Linked DNA regions of Homo sapiens: region 1 is linked to region 2. The links are chromatin loops, found by intact Hi-C in ENCODE. Cell type or tissue: PC-3. All regions are shown on one strand. Each heading gives the region's core, and the rest is flanking DNA. Links, peaks and the distances in the headings are about the cores only. Region 1 overlaps LINC01122 (long intergenic non-protein coding RNA 1122). Region 2 overlaps LINC01122 (long intergenic non-protein coding RNA 1122).

What was found. A loop is a pair of places that touch in the nucleus more often than their neighbours do. Peaks named below come from ENCODE experiments on the same cell type or tissue, not always from the same donor. Only the 100,000 strongest peaks of a DNase experiment are listed, where the experiment ranks them.
Region 1: a loop joins it to region 2, with 9 times the contacts of the local background. A loop is called at or near these places in 2 of 110 quality-filtered maps.

What each region holds. Positions count from the first base shown.
Region 1 is chr2:58,612,833-58,615,761 of GRCh38, forward strand. All of the region lies in intron 1 of LINC01122 (long intergenic non-protein coding RNA 1122), which reads left to right. Among named protein-coding and RNA genes, the nearest start is that of LINC01122, 94 kb to the left of the region's middle. In PC-3, for the core only: no CTCF peak of the experiment used is centred there; a DNase peak (open chromatin) is centred at 1,639; H3K4me3 peaks cover 764 bases; H3K27ac peaks cover 660 bases.
Region 2 is chr2:58,679,814-58,682,742 of GRCh38, forward strand. The region is part of intron 2 of LINC01122 (long intergenic non-protein coding RNA 1122); the gene reads left to right. Among named protein-coding and RNA genes, the nearest start is that of LINC01122, 160 kb to the left of the region's middle. In PC-3, for the core only: a CTCF peak has its summit at 1,305 (motif pointing left); no DNase peak of the experiment used is centred there.

The DNA of each region.
Region 1 (2,929 bases), core at 311-2,810, 67 kb before region 2:
CATAGTTCAATTTCAGTTCAAGTTAGGACTTGAACTGAATTTCAGTCAGTAAAGGAACAACTGTCAAAAAGGTTCTGTCTTGATATAGTTGTCTCTTCTGTGGCTTCTTGGTAGCGATGAAATGACCTTACTTGAGTCCATTAAGGTTTTTGGTACTGATGTACAGTGTAAATGATCCATTTTTATCTTTCACAAACCAATATTCTTTGAAAGTACTCGGTGTTTTAGGTGCAATTCAGAAGGTAATAGAGAAGGAGACTCGACCCTCAAGGAAGTTGCAATCTAAAGGCAATCTGTCCTTCAGTGGCGAAATGCTCTGCAGATCTGAAGTGCCTTCCCACTCCTCTGTGGAGAGAAATTGCCTTTCGCTTTGGTGCTATCCAGCGAGAGAGAAGTCCCTGCCCTTAACTATTAGCTTTAGAGAACAATTTGAGGAAGAGGTAAGCCTTCAGAATACTTTTCTAATTTAATGTATCTATTTAAGTTTTCAAAGACCAGAATTTCTTTTATTCGCTTCTGTTGATTTCCTCTGGAAGAACTGCGTTTACATTCAGAAAGCTGACAATTTACAAACTTTGGCCACACCAACTGATTCAGGGGTAAAGAAATAAACCAAGAAATTTTCATCAAGGCATTGGATCCAGTGAGGTAGCCTAGAGAGAAACAATAGGAACTTTTCATTGTCCAGTTAGACATAAACACTCTATACTATTTCATTCCGTAGTACTTGAGTTCTGGCCACAGAGGACCTGACAAGGCATGGAGACAAGATATGTCATTTTTCCTTCTCATAGAGTCCTGATGTTTCTCTCTATGGTTTCAATTTCTGATTATTCCCATGGCTCCTAGTGCTGTGATACCCCTGAGCTCACATCATGCTTATACAAGTTCAAGGAGTGTCTGCCACATTTTATAATGGAGCTTCTGGTCACAGCTTGTTTGAGAGTATTGCTTTTGGCCAGGAAGCAAACAAACAAGCAAAAGAGGCTCTCACTCCTCATTCCATTTCAATTGTTGTAACTCAAAAAAAAAAAAAAAAAAAACCAAAACAAACAAACAAACAAACAAAAAAACACCTAATTTCAAAACTATGATCTTTTAAAAAAGCACTTTCAGTTACAAATAGTCACTTTTCAAACAGATACACACACACAAGTACACGTATACATACACTGATATGATAATGTAGTAATCACAAATAGACTTTTAGTATGCTGTCATATTAGTTTATGAAATTGACTTATAAAGTATAACTCTTATATTGTACATTCCATAGATGATAGACTCTGATATTGTATTTGTTGAAGAGAGGAAGTAACAAGAAAGTCTTAGGATTGCTTTGTACATTTTATAATGTCAACTAATAATTGTTTTATACAGATATTTTAGCTTAGGCCATAGTTCATACTGTTCCTTCTTTGTACATTGAAATGCAATAGCTTTTTACGAAGAAAGTGAAAGTACAAGTGCTAACAAGAACTTGCCATTTTGCCTGTGCATTCTGTTGCAAGCTTTGGTTCTTTGGAATATAAGGTAATGCTGCTAAATATTAAGATAGTTCCTTTACTCTATGTACTTATCCAGTGATAGAAACCACAGCACTCATTTTGTCGAGATGTGTTTGTTTAACTTCTGGAGGTTAACCCAGTGGCAAGTTCATCTTTATTTGATAATAATGAATCAGAAGTTTTATGTGTTTGCTTGAGTAAGATTGCCATCTGGTAAATAATATGTTTTGTGAGTGTTTATAACAATCATGGTTTAAGCCAAAATTGACTTATCATGATTGCTGCAAATAACACTTGAGTGTCCTAACTGGTTTGATTTTTTTTTCTTTGTTGAATTGAGCAAATGTATTTTACGAAGCTTCCTGCGTTTATTTTTAAAGTATTTTATGGGTTTTAAAGCATGAGTTTTCAAAAGCAATAATTACAGCTGATTACTATCTCCATATAGTACTTCTCTAAAGTAGAAAAAAGGATTGTTTATAAAGCAGCATAAGTATTATATATATGTGTATGTGTATATATATATGTATGTATATATATGTATATATATAGTTTTGCCTTCAACAAGTTTCAGGTTTATTCCTTTATGAATTGAAGAACCCAAAACATTTTTACATTGGTAGAATAGCATGTTAAGAAAGTGTGGCTAACAGATCAGCCAAGAGTGTCTTGGTGTATTATTTCTCAGGCAGTAATAGCATTAAAAGCAATTGTGAAAATGGTCTTTAACCCATTATCTTGCCTTAAAAAGGAGAAATGTATGATATAAAAAAGTTTCTTTTTCTTTTCTCAGCCTAAGTAAAACCTGAGACTGTCTTTTTTCCATGCCACATGTAAAACAGCTTTTCTAGTTTCCACAGGATTAATTTTCTATCAGTTCAATTTGAAGACTTCAAGTGATATTCAATGACTTCTTCTTGAAAATGTCAATTAAAATCTTTAACTGGTTGCTTTGCATATCAAAAGGAACTGAAGGAAATGAGTAGTTAAACTAGAAATTTGGGATGAGTCTAGAAAGGGTGTCTATAGTTGGTTAGTTATTTTTGCTTCGACGACCAGGAGTTTGATTCTTCATGGCAATCAATTATTTTTACTCTGTTCTAAGGTCAACATTATGGTCCTTGGCTGTCAGTGACTCTCTTGCTTTGGGTGGTATGATCTGAAAGTAGACTGGAGAGGCTGAGAGTAGAACTGGGTCAACAAAAAGCCGTCTTCTGTTCTTTGAAATATTCTTCTTATCTTTTTTTATATTTTGGAAGACGATTATATCTTCATTAAATGGTCTCCATCTATGTGTATGGCATATGTAGATACTTCCCTGAATCCTGTCTTCATCTCTCTCACTTCTTACTCCTTCTTTTAGGAAGTTTATTTTCACTTATGTGTTCAATTTACACTTACATATGTATGACTTCAAATAT
Region 2 (2,929 bases), core at 302-2,801:
AGCTACAATTTTTTCAAGACTTGAGAATTTTTCTTTGTTGACAATACTTGCATCTTTAATCAGTAATCATGCTAGATCAAAAAGTACTAGACTACAGTATTTTAACTGCAGCAGTATGTATTTATGTACAAGGGAAGAATATATCCATGGACAAGATACTGCCTCTAATTCATGGACATATTCTGCCACTGAGCAAATCTTGTTACCAGTGACTATGTTGACTTGGAAAGGTTATGACACACATCCCTAAGCACAGTGCTGTTTGTGACCCTATTGTAATTTTTACTATATTTATGTACCCCCATAGGAAATGTCTTCCATTTATTTTTTACAAAATGATAAGTTATTGGGTATAAGAAAGTGCAGTGACTAAGATAAATCTTACCCTATATAGTCTTATTTTTTTCCACTCATCTTAAGAATCCTCATCACGCTCATCATCAATTTTTCATCACTAAATATGGGACAAGAAGCAATGACCTGAAATTTCAAGTGAGCCATATTAAGAATTATGATTTTCATAACTGCCAGAAGTAAACAGGCTTAGTATTTTGTCAATATGTTTTATATATTTACCAATTCGTTTTAGATTGCTGTCTTTTTTTTTTTTTTGAGATTTTTTTTTTCAGAGTTATCTTGAAGTTTATTTTTAGTGTGGCAGAATTCCTTATTAATATTTGTGGGTTTTCATTATGCATTGCACTGTTTTACACTTGAAATTTTTAGGAGATATGGCTTAGCATTTTACGTTTTATCAAGCTCCTCAGGATATTGATATAGCTATTCAGTTTCAGAGGAACTAGACTATTGCATTTGGCTTTAGAATTGGTATATTCAGAGAGATTTTCTCATGAAATGTAAGAAGATAGGTTAAAGTGCCTAGCACAGAGCCAGGCACAGAGTAGGCATTGTACAAATGTGCATTACTTATTTTATCCGAGTATTAAGGGTAATTAGCAAACTGATGTGGACTTGGTCTGTTCCACATTTGTGGCTGTTTTTAAGGAAGCTTCCATTTAAATCCATACATTTTACAGTGTATGTTTTGTATTACTAATCTCTATGAGCTTAACATTTGGAGGACAGTGTTTATTGACTTTTTAGTGTGAACAGCTCATCATTTTGTTAAAGACTGAATATTCTGAACATTCCAGGAACATAAATATCCAAAAGTACTACTTGCATTAGCTAACAGAACTGCCATATATTTGCACAGCTGTTAAATGGTTGTTTTAAAATTTTAAAAAATACTTCAGGTGTATGCAATTATTCAAATTATGTAAATATTCAGAGGTTTATACCAAAATAAGAAGATGCCACCTTGTGGTACAAAAAAAAAGATTTTTAAGTACATTTGTAATATGTGGTTGACAAATCTTTGGAATAACATGTGGTTGACAAACCTATTTGAGTAAATAGGAAAAGCCGCTAAAATACTCATGCTCATGGCCAAGTGTTTTATTTTTATTTATTTTTATTACTTTTGAGATGGAGTTTCTCTCTTGTCACCCAGGCTGGAGCACAGTGGTGTGATCTCGGCTCACTGCAACCTCTGCTTCCCTGGTTCAAGCTATTCTCCTGCCTCAGCCTCCTGAGTAGCTGGGATAACAGGCACCTGCCACCATGCCCAATTAATTTTTGTATATTTGTATTTTTTTTTTTTTTTTTTTTGTAAAATTGGAGTTTCACCATGTTGGCCAGGCTGGTCTCAAACTCTTGACCTTAGGTGATCTGCCTGCCTCGGCCTCCCAAGGTGCTGGGATTACAGGCATGAGCCACTGTGCCTGGGCACTAAATGTTTTAATTCAGCAACTATGTCACAAATAGAAAGATCACAAGGGGAAAATTATGTGGGAGTGTTTTGTTTTATGAAAGCAGGGGTCTATTCAGTAGTATACAGTTGTTACAAAGGTATTACAAGGGAACATTTCAAAGATGTTTAATGGAATATAATAAACTCACAACATGTATTTTAAAATTAAGATCATGGTGTATTTTCAAGAACGATTGCTACATTTTGTTCCTTTAGGTAAAGAGTAAAATTTTATTATGATTTCACTTTAATGAACATAATTTAAGACAATCTTTTACTTGGATAATGTCTATATATATTAAGATGATGTTTTGTTAAAAAGATAAAGATTACTTGAAATGAATTATGAACTATAGCATACACCTAGATGATGAGTAGATTTCTTACATCAGATTATGTTGGAACTTCTGAGAATGAGTCAATCTTGGAAATCATGTAGTTTGATATTTTATCTTTTATTGGCATGTAAACTGAGGCATAGAGATGTTAAATGACTCGCCCAGGAACCCCCACTCCTCAGCAGTTTCCTTCCTTTATCCTGTGCTGCTTCTTCTTCCCCAAACTACATTTGAATTGGCCTCTTGTATTGAGAATCTTTGTTTTCCAGAAAAAGAATAGATGAGAATCCATTTCTCCCCTCTGAACTTTTCATTAAATGTTTATTCTGTTGCATTTCTCCATAAGCATTTTTATATTGCCATTTTCTCCTCTTATTAGAATACTTAATATAGTTCCAAATAGTACCTAATTGAAAACAGTTTATCATATCCCTTTTTATTTATTAGTATAATAGTATCCCTGCAATCTGGTGGCAGGAAAGTACTGCACTATTTTATTGTAATTTATCCCATTTTAAATGTTCATTTGGGTCTATGAAATTGCATAATACTTTTAATACTTTATAGAAATACACTTTCAGAGTATGTGTTGGAAAAAACGCCTCAAATATCAGAATTGGCTTTGAAATTTTGCAGAAATAATATTGGGGGATATTCCAAATCCAAACTTAAATGAATGAATCGGCCTATCATTTCAAAGATTTTGAAAGGGTGGGCACCTGTATATGTACCAAGGAAATAAAAGATCATATTTATAGACATTTATCCATGACAAGTG